Regions from separate parts of the Homo sapiens genome. Here region 2 is linked to region 1. A link is an interaction called in ENCODE POLR2A ChIA-PET data of the cell type or tissue named here. Cell type or tissue: Panc1. All regions are shown on one strand. Each heading gives the region's core, and the rest is flanking DNA. Links, peaks and the distances in the headings are about the cores only. Region 1 overlaps LOC102724877. Region 2 overlaps LINC02028 (long intergenic non-protein coding RNA 2028).

The links. ChIA-PET counts read pairs that join two places held together with the same protein. Peaks named below come from ENCODE experiments on the same cell type or tissue, not always from the same donor. Only the 100,000 strongest peaks of a DNase experiment are listed, where the experiment ranks them.
Region 2: POLR2A ChIA-PET joins it to region 1 with 8 read pairs; 11 of 35 experiments call an interaction of 5 or more read pairs at or near these places.

The regions. Positions count from the first base shown.
Region 1 is chr3:194,078,558-194,083,928 of GRCh38, reverse strand. All of the region lies in intron 3 of LOC102724877, which reads right to left. Among named protein-coding and RNA genes, the nearest start is that of LINC02028, 10 kb to the right of the region's middle. In Panc1, for the core only: no CTCF peak of the experiment used is centred there; no DNase peak of the experiment used is centred there; H3K27ac peaks cover 2,462 bases.
Region 2 is chr3:194,005,988-194,011,358 of GRCh38, reverse strand. All of the region lies in intron 2 of LINC02028 (long intergenic non-protein coding RNA 2028), which reads left to right. Among named protein-coding and RNA genes, the nearest start is that of LINC02026, 5.0 kb to the right of the region's middle. In Panc1, for the core only: no CTCF peak of the experiment used is centred there; no DNase peak of the experiment used is centred there; H3K27ac peaks cover 317 bases.

The DNA.
Region 1 (5,371 bases), core at 126-5,125:
TCAGAGGAGACTTGCTGGTCTAGTTCAAGATGGTTGGATAAGATCCCAAGGGGTAGTTTTGAGGCTCATGGGAACATCAAGAGTCCTGGTTGCTTAGTCACCCAAGTCCCCCGACTCTGATGTGCCTCTCTCAGAGCACACCCATACTTCTCTCAGAGCAGTGTGCCTATCATTCAGAACAGATGCTTTCTGATGAACTTGATTGCATCATTAGCAGCCAGGCTACAAAATGGGTGATTTGAGAGCTGCTGGGCAGCAGGGAGCCTCCTGGCCCTTGGCTGGGCAGCAGGGAGCCTCCTGGCCCTTGGCTGGGCAGCAGGGAGCCTCCTGGCCCTTGGCTGGGAAGCAGGGAGCCTCCTGGCCCTTGGCTGGGCAGCTGTTCCCAGGACTGGCTGAACATGCCTGTGTGGTGGGCTCTTACCCTGCCCGCTCCCTGGGCCGGCCTCTTGAATCCTGAGGCTTTCTCACCAGCCGTGCCCAGAACAGATGGGAACAGAGCTCTTGGGCATCTCCAGCTGATGTGGATTTCACAGCGGGCGGAAGAGAGTGAGGGGAGCAGACAGCCTAGCCCTTCCCACAGCCACTTGGGAGGCCACACTGGTTGTCCAGCTGTCCACCCTCACTCCTTGTGAAAGGGGTAGGACTGGGGGATCTATTGCAGGTGGCAGGGAAAAGGACTAGAAATACAAAATGTTCCAGTTCTTACAGTTTTTAAACCTGAGCTCCACGGAGCTTGGGGGTGGTGGGGTGGGCGCAGGACGAGGTAGCGGGGACCGTTAGCATTAGCGCTTTGGCCAGAGCAGAGCTTCTTCCCAGCTTCATTGTACAGCAATGCTGCTGTGTAAAAGGCTGGACTCGTCACTATCCCCAGACACCTCCTCTCCTTCCCCCCACTTCCTGCCCGCCGGCCTCTGCTCTTTGCTCTCATCCCAGTCTCCTTACTGCACAGGCACATCCGCCCGATCCCTCTAGGCCTGGCTCAGATGCTCCACTTTCTCCAGGAAGCTGTCCCCTCCTGCTTCCTCCCCTACTAATTTTAGCAGTGACCCATCCCTTTTCTCCGCAGTTTCCAAGGGCTCCATCTGCATTGCTCAAGTGGAACAGATCACTTTATGTCTGGAGTTATAATTACTTCTGTACTTGGTCATTTCTCACACTGTGTTGGTTCCTCCTTAGAGCAGAGACGGACTCTTTCTTGGTCCCATAGTTCCCATGGGAAGTACTTGGTAAAATATCTTTTTTGGTTTTTTAAAAAATCTTTAATGAGTGCATGTGAAAAAGCTGATGTCAAAAGCTGCTGCTTTCAAAGATCCTAGTTTAGTTAGCTCAGGCTGTTGTAACAAAATATCCTAGCTTAAACAGCAAACATTTATTTCTGAAGGTTCTGGAGGCAAGAAAGTCCCAGATCAAGGTGCTAATTTGGTGTTTGAGGAGGGGTCTCTTTCTGGTTTGCAGAAAGCTGCCTTCTCACTGTATCCTCACATAGCAGAGAGATATGGTCTCTTCCTCGTCTTATAGGAACACTCATCCTATCACGGGAGCTCTAGCCTCACGAACTCATTTAAACCTAGCTACCTCCCAAAGGCCCCGCCTGCAAATGCCATCACACTGGGGATTAGGCTTCAACATATGAGGGGGACATAAACATTCAGTCCATAGGAGACCCCATCTTATGATCATAACAACCTCTGAATTAAATGTTGGGGATTTGGTTCAAAACAACCCTCTTTTGAGCACCTGCTCTGTGACTGGCATTCAGCTGGGAATTGCAGGGAGGGAGGTATTCAGTGATAGGTAAAGCCAGTCTCTGTCCCCTGGGAGCTCACAGTCTAGCAAAGCTGCTGTGCACAAGCCTTGTCATCAGTGCTAGGGTGGGGGCTACTCAGGGGCTTGCATGCCAGCGTGCACTGGAGGGGGAGACGCATCCCTGTGGGGGCATGAGCGGCTACGTCGGGGTAGGCTCTGCCACCAACTCTGGGCAGGTGCTAATAGACTTTGAAAATACAGTCCTGGGTGGTCTCCAAGTGACAGTTAAGAGGCCTCTTCCTCCTTTTAGTTGGTTTATCTATTATCTTATTTAGATTTTTCAAGGCTTTATCAAGTCACCAAATACTTTAGGTTTTACACATTTTTTTAGGTGAAGAATTTAGAGCTATGCTGTTTAACACGGTGGCAACCAGACACATGCAGCCGTTTAAATTTGTTTAAATTAATTAGAGTGTAATAAAATGAATTCAATTCTTCAGCGGCAGTAACCATAGCCATATTCCAAGTGCCCTGTAGCCACCTAGCAACCCTAGGGCTGGTAATACTTGCCCTTTTGTCCCTCAAGCCACTGTGAGAACAAATGAACGGGTTTTAAGCTAGCCAGAAGAAAAAGTGGCCAAGAGGCCAAGGTAATAATGATCTTTTTGTACCTAGGGAAAGCCTATCCTTACCCAGGATGGGTCACACTAACTGGTGCCTCTTCCTCATGTAGAGGTTGCAAAGGAAGCCCAGGTTTTTGGGAGCCAGCTTCCTGGGTCCAGCCCGATGCTATAAAACACAGCACCTATCCAATGAGCGAGAGAGAACACCAAGATAAGCTTTGCCTTAGTTATAAACATATATTGTGATAGTAAATTTATATTGTACTTTTCCTCTAGATAAGTGGAATTCCCCTTTCCCATTTACTAGTATCTTTATCCTTCTGATATTCCAAGAGTGAGTGACAGGGGCCTCTTTGCTGTGACAGCCAATGCAACGTACAGGGTGTTCTGCACATGTGCCACGTGCATATAACACCCCTGCTGTACCATGTGGAGAATGTCACTCATCTCAGGGTATTGGAGTGCCACACTGACAGTCACTATATACACCAGCCCCCATGCTGAGGGCCAGGTGGCAGACCCAGGAGGAAGACCTCAGTGTGTGACATCATCCATTCCTTCCCTCAAACTTTATTGGTGTGTACACCCTGTCACTGTCCTAGTAGTAAGCATAGAGAGATGATAGAACTGTGTTCTTGCCCTCCAGGAGTAAAATTTGTTACCAAGGACTCAGGAAAGGGACTGGTTTGCTGAAATAAAACTCTCAGGTTTATGCGAAAGTGATTCACTGAGGCACCCCGTGAGAACAAGCTTCCTTCTCCCTGCTGTATCATTAAAGTCAGATGTTGGCTTAATAAACATTCACCGAGCACCTCTTGTGTGGGGCCCAGGCTTGCTGCTGGCCCTGGGAGGGATGTCGGGATAATCAGTGAGGGCTGTGGGCCAGGGAGTTCCCAGTCCATGGCGGACATGTGGCTTGCATTCATTTGCAAAGCAGACTGCGCTCAACTCTCTGAGTTGAGCCCCACAGACAAGTGCCACAGGGAAAGGATGCAGACTCGCCAAAGAACCATCAGGGTCAGAGCTGGCAAAGTGCCTTTAGAGGTTCCCTCTCTCCAGTGGGTTGGTCCGACCTTCTCTGAGTGGCCTTGGTTGCTGGTATTTCATAGGCATGGGTGGGGAGGCCACTTCTGCTCACCTGGAACTCTATGTTCCTCTGTTTTCTGGGTAGGGTCAGAAGAAAAAACTGTTTCTGATGGTCTCAGTGAATGCCAGCCCTGGAAAAGTCTCCAGAGCGGGTTTAGTCCAATTTCCCTCATTTAGGGAAACTGAGGCCCTTGGAAGGAAGGCGGCCCCCTTTAAAGCCCCATGCAGCCAAGCATTGACTCAGCCTGTCATGTAGACCCCAGGCTTTGCATTCATGTCCTTAAGGTATCCGAAGAAGAACAGAGAGGGCGGGGTGCCCTGCTGCCTACACCACATTCACAGAGATAATCTGTCAAGGGAAGGAAGAAAAAAACTCAACGGCGAACAAGCCGTCTATTCTTGTCTGCGCCATTTTCCCATGTCAGGGGCAGACTGTACTGAAAAATTTAGGTTTCTCCTTTCATGTTTCCTTTCACTGCACTCTGGACAAAATGCCTTTCTTCTCCCGCTTTTCTTTGGCAGGATCCTGACCACCGCTGTAGAAAAAGAATCTTTTAAGAACATATATATCTATCTATCGATATACATTCAGCCCCTGACAGTGACACGGAACTGTAGTGCCTCTTAATTACCCAGGAAGTGACAGGGTCAAGAGGTGTCTGAAAGCTGCCTTGTGGTTCTGGGCATTGATTTCTCACCATTGTCGCCGCTTCGCAGGCTGGAGTGGGAGCCACGGTCGCCTTGTTTTTGTCCACTGTTTGGATTTCTTCCTTTCTTCCTCCCTCACGCTCTCTCTCTCTCTCTTTTTAATTTGAAAAGAAACTTCTGGCGTTTTGGCTATTGATTGGAAATTCATAAAAGCCGGACACATTTTGGGTTGGCTGACCAGTCTTAATTGCTGCTTGGGTACTGGGGGAAGAGGCCCAGTTCTTGCAGAGACGCCCTCCCACGTGCCCCCATTCTCTGGCTACTTTTCTGCTTTCTTCCTACAATCTGTGAATTTCTGAGGGGAGAGTAACAATCTAAAAATTGTTTTAGTGCCCCTGAGTAGTCACTGGCTGCATTTATGATGATAGATAAGTTGTGCCCTTTGTTATTCAGAGTTTTGAGACAGATACTAGGTTTTTTTTTGCTTTTTCTTTTTCTTTTTTTGAGACGGAGTTTTACTCTTGTTGCCCAGGCTGGAGTGCAATGGCACGATCTCGGCTCACTACAACCTCCGCCTCCCAGGTTCAAGTGATTCTCCTGCCTCAGCCTCCCGAGTAGCTGGGATTTCAGGTGCCCACCAGCATGTCTGGCTAATTTTTGTATTTTTGGTAGAGACGGGGTTTCACCATGTTGGCCAGCCTGGTCTCAAACTCCTGACTTCAGGTGATCCACCCGCCTTGGCCTCCCAAAGTGCTGGGATTACAGGTGTGAGCCACTGTGCCTGGGCCGATAATGGTATTTTTTAAAGGAGTAAGCTAAGGTTTTGAACCATGGTCATCAAAAAATTATAATAGACAAACAGAACTGTAGGTATTTCTGGAAACCTTGGATCAAAGAAATTTTAGAAATTTCTGGAAAGTGTTGTTGAGTTGAATTTTGGGATAGAGAAGTCAGAGCCAGGGTGTCAGATAAATTAGTCGTGCACAGAGGTTTCGTGGGCATTTTGTTCTTCCATAAAAACTGTGGAAAGTAGTTATATCAGCAGAGCAGAGAAAGGGTTAATTATCTGTCTGGTCCTAGAGGAGTTTTTCAAGCTGTTGCCACGTCCACTAGGACATTAGAAGTTTTGCTAAGAAGGGAAGTCAGAGCCAACACTACAAAAATCTTCAATTCTTCTTTTCCCAAATCAGAGCAGCGCTAACTGTGGAAATACAATTCTAGAATGTTCCAGAGGCCCTTGGACGGAGTCAGGGGCATAGCAGTTTTCT
Region 2 (5,371 bases), core at 183-5,182, 73 kb after region 1:
GTCGTTAATAAGAATTTGGCTGGAGGTACTCTGAAAGTATGAAATTTCCCCATTTCTTAGTAAACATTCACCCACTAGTTCTAACATCTACTGATGTTTCTTGGCTGAATATCACTATGATGATTGCTAAATGGTGATTCTAATTCCATTATGTCTACTTTTACCAGTTGTCATTTTACTATAAAGACAGCTTTCTCTTCTTTCTGTGTATTTGTTTGTATCAGTGTGGATTTACAGATTTCTATTTTACTCAAAAGTTACAACTATTATCATTATTACTTATTTTGATAAATAAATTGTCCCAGGTTTGACCAGCAGGCGCCCTTTCAAGCCAGTTTCTATGTCTTTGTAACATGCTCTCACCATTCGTTGAGAGGCTGTGAGTCTTTGGAGTGGTAGTTCTGCCAAGCTCAACGAAAAGAGATCTCAGAGTCTAAAGACCTGGGTTGTGGTCTTCTTGGCTTCTTCCATTCCTAGTTGGGTATCACTGGGGGAGTGGTCCTTCTGTTCTAAGGTTTAAAATGGGGATAATCAGTCGCTACTGCCATCTAAAGTGGTTGCTGTGAAATTCATCCCAAAGGGAGAGATTTTAAGATAGCCAACTTCCCTTCCTAGAATCTTTCCAGAATTATTCTGTGCACTGATATTGCATGATGGCCCAATCAGCTGATGAGGTGCCGCTTGAAACATCTGTCTGCCTGTATTGTTTGTGGCCTGTGAGAGTTATTTGTTTCAATCAAATAAACATATGCTTAGCTTAAACGGCTTTTCCCTCTCATAGGTATTTGATGCAATGCAGACTGGAATCCTCCCCACAAGGATGCCCTGGCCTGAGTGGCACAGAGATCAATGCAGCAGTCATTTCCTGGGCGGGGAAAGCCCATCCACAGTGGCCCTGGAATGATGCTGGTCTTACCTTCTATTCCTAGGAAGGCCCTATCTCAAGTGGCTCTGGTCCATGCAAACAGATGGAAACGGGTGTGGGGAAGCACAGGCCTCCTACTCATGTTAAGAGAGCTGCTCAGAGGCAGGAATCCAGAACCAGGAATGTCCCCAGTGGCTGCCCAAGGTACAAGTGGCAGGCAGCGGGGAGAATGGCATGTGAAGTCATTTGTAACCTGGCCCCAGCTTGGTTTCCAAGTCTCAGAGGAGATTATGGATATGGTAGTGCCTGGCTCAGTGCTTAAAATCCATTCTCCTGCTATTTCCCTCACCTACACTCAGCCCCACAAGCCGAGATGTTTGCTGGACATTTCAGGCACTGCCACCCAGTTCTGTCTACCTTACCTGCTAACACCTGTTGACCATCCTTCATGTGAAGGCTTCCCCAAATACTTCCCAATCAAAACACTAAAAGGCAGACCTGAAATTAATAAAAATGTTAATTAAATCTGTACAACAGAAAGCATAATGCCAGTCTTTTTAATTATGAAATGTAGCATTCATATAAATTTCATTGCTTTTGAAAACAATCTATGGCTAGATTCTCCTGGGTTTGTATGATGATTACTGAAAACTGTAGAAAATCTAAAATCAAGCAAGTTGTTTATAGGCAATTACTTTCAGAAGCAAAAATTATAAAAGAACCATGAGATTTTTAAAGAGAAAAAATTACATTTGATATGAGATAATCATGCATTTTAAGATGTTTAAAATGACATGGAGTGGGGTCCCCAGACCAGGAGAGCTGAGGGCTTATGAAGGACCTAAGGGAGTGAGACCTGTTATGTAATAAGCCCCCATTCTGGGGGCAGCACCACAGAGGCGGGACCCCAGAAGTAGAAGAAGAGCCCTCCTGCACTGGGTGGTGAAGTTGGTATCAGCCCCTAGTTTGTGACCCTGGACAGATTTCTCTGCTCTCCAGCCCTCAGAGTCCTCAATAAAACAAAAACATATGCAAATATACAAAATTCCTTGCTCTCTTGTACCTCTGAAAACTCTCCCTGAAGAAGTTGAACTACCTGCTCTCTCTCTGTCCTGAAGACTCTAAAATTCTATATGTCGTCCCCTGAGCTTTGACTCCAGGAGCTGTTTATTTTGAGACTCACTTTCTGCATAGTCCATAATCACGGATTCAGCCTCTCTCACTGCTGCTGTCTCCCCTGGAGAGGAAGTGGAGCAGTCAGGTTTTGTGAGCTGGCATTCTCCCTCCCTTTGAACGTAATTGCGGCCCTGCCCTGGGGACTGGATAGAGAGAAAGGTAGGCTTTTTCCCCAGTCCATTAGTATACTGGTTTGTAGCTCTTGCCTTTAGGAAGTATATCAAAGAGAGGAAGAAATGAAGAAAAGTTATTTTGCAAAAGTGAAATTATTAGTTTTATATGGTCGCTGTAACAAATTACCACAAATTGAGTGGCTTAAAACAGCAGAATTTATTCTCTCACAGGTCTGGAGACCAGAAGTCTAAAATCAAGGTGTTAGCAAGGCTGCAGGCTCTCTCTCTCTCTCTTTTTTTTTTTTTTTGAGACAGAGTTTCACTCTTGTTGCCCAGGCTGCAGTGCAATGGCACGATCTCGGCTCACTGCAACCTCAGCCTCCCGGGTTCAAGTGATTCTCCTGCCTCAGCCTCCCAAGCAGCTGGGATTACAGGCTTCCACCACCACGCCTGGCTAATTTTTGTATTTTTAGTAGAGACGGGGTTTCTCCATGTTGGTTAGGCTGGTCTCAAACTCCCAACCTCAGGTGATCCGCCTGCCTGTGCCTCCCACAGTGTTGGGATTACAGGCGTGAGCCACGGCGCCCGGCCTGCAGGCTGTCTTCAAAGGCTCTAGGGAAGAAGCCTCCTTGAGTCTGTAAGCTCCTGGTGGTCCTAGGGGTTCTTCGGTTTGTAGCTGCATCACTTCCATCTCCTCTGTCTTCTCTTCATCTCTAGAAGGACACCTGTCCTTGGATCTAGGGCACATCCTGGTAATACAAGATGATTTCATATGGAGAATCTTAATGATACCTGCAAGGTTCTTTTTCCAAATTAAGTCACATTCGTGATTTGGGGGGTTAAGATGTGGACATCTCTTTTCGGGGGCATCATTCAACCTGCTACAGAGGGCATGACTGATGGGCTACTGGCTCTTAGCGGAGCTCTACAGTTCCTTGGGTCGTAGTGGACGAGGAGGTGTATTAGTCAGGGTTCTCTAAAGGGACAGGACTAGTAGGATGGATGTATAGATGAAGGCGAATTGACTCACATAGTCACAAGATGAAGTCCCATGATAGGCCCTCTGCCAGCTGAGGAGCAAGAAAGCCAGTCTGAATCCCAAAACCTCAGAAGTCGGGAAGCCGACAGTGTAGTCTTCAGTCTGTGGCTGAAGGCCAGAGAGAGAGAGAGCCACTGGTGTAAGTTCAAGTGTCCAAAAGCCGAAGAACTTGGAGTCTGATGTTCAAGGGCAGGGAGCACCCAGCACAAGAGAAAGATGAAGGCCAGAAGACTCAGCAAGTCAGCTTCTCCTACCTTCTTCTGCCTGCTTTATTCTAGCCGTGCTGGCAGCTGATGAGATGGTGCCCAGCCACTTTGAGGGTTGGTCTGCCTCCCCCAGTTCACTGACTCAAATGTTAATCTCTTTTGGCAACGCCCTCACAGACACATCCAGGAACAATACTTTGCATCCTTCAACCCAATCAAATTGACACTTAGCACTAACCATGACAGGAGAGTGCTGTTAACAGCGTCAGGAGTGGGGAGGATGGAAAGAGGAGGGTGCACGTAGTTCCTTCAGACGCTGGCTGGTGCTGCAATCCGTCTCTCTTCCTTCCCAAAGGAGGATGGTAGTATATCAGGAAGTTAGGCTTGGCTCTGCGGCAGTGACAAGCAACTCCAAAATCTCACAGGCTTACAATATCAAAAATATTTTCTTGCACTCACCTGATGCCTGAGAGGCTGACTGCAGCGCTGCCCCACGTTCCCTTCACTGAGGGTGCAGTAGGCCTAGAATCCTGCCAGCCTCGTGGATGGGGAGAAGAGCACATGGTAAAACTTGAGCTGGCTCTTAGATCTTCTGCCTGGAAGTGAGAGATGTCATTTCTGCACATTTCACTGGCCAGGGCAAATAGCATGGCCAAGTCTAATGTCAAGAAGAAGGAGAAATATCATCCTCTTTCAGGGAGGGGCAGTCAATATTTATGACCAACAGCGAGGCCTGCTATAGGTACCGTCCGAAGGACCCCTCTGTGTGTTGAGAAGCTGCGTAGCTTCCCTTACCACTTCCCACAGAGGCAAGATTGCTGCTTGCCCACGCTTTCTTGAGACCCTTAACACTCACTTCTTCAAGGACTGTGCCATCTGTGTGTTCCAACCATACCCCATTCTTTATCTTACGCTATCCAGGCCTTCCATCCTTCTCATTCCCTGTCTTCTAGGAAAAAAAAAACGTCAAGTTGTAGTTTTATGCCATTGTCCTGAAGAGCTGCTTATTTGGACTATGCTTTCTAAACATAACCTAAATTGAGTGTTTAAAGCATGGTTATTTTCACAGCAGCTGTAGGAAGAGCACTTTGCTCCTTCCTCTCCTTGCAGAGGCTCTGCAAAATGGTGAAGGAATTGAAGTCTCTGAAGCCTATTAAGGCAGAAGAGGCCTTAGAGAATGGGTAGTTTAGCTTTCATGAACCTGGTCGTCCACAATGGACTGCCAGGATTTTGTAAAGTCCCTAAATTGCAAGTAAAATTAGGTGAGAGTTACATGTCTAGTAAATATGTATTTTCTGGGGCCAGAAACCATATCTTATATCTAATTCTGAAAGGATTTGCAAACCCAGGAAGATGAAAGGACAACAAAGTCTAATCCAATCCCTTTATTTTACTGGTGATATTTGCAGAAATTGCAGTTAGGTTCCTTGCACCAAATGGATGATTCTATTTAATATATTACTGATACATTAAAAGCTTTTAGTTTTTAACTGATATATCAGGAGCTTTTCCCCCAAACTCAACGTTTTGTTTCAGTGGGTTTATTTCTCAAGTACTGCAACCTACTCTGGGAGAAAGTAGGACTCTTTGGAAAGTTGCATTGACTTTTAAAACCACAAGGGTATCATTTGGTGTGTTCCTGCCCCAGCAATTATTACCCTTTGAGAGCCTGCAGAGCTACCTCCAGCCTTCCCTTTGGTCTCCGTGGGGACTCATTACATTTCTAACAGTCAAGTATGAAAACTTACAGTGCTGGCTTACCAGAAGGGTTTGCTTTGGGAATTTCACAGACAGGGCTGCTTCTGTCTTGTAAAGAAATTTACATCCCATGAAGCAGAATAGGGAACGACTGTGGCAGATGATGGTAATAGAACTGCATCAATATTACATGTCTGCCAGGCAGAGAACCAATATGTTTTAACAGCACAGGTCTATGTAGCCTCTTCCTTCTCTTCCACGAAGCTGGCTGGGA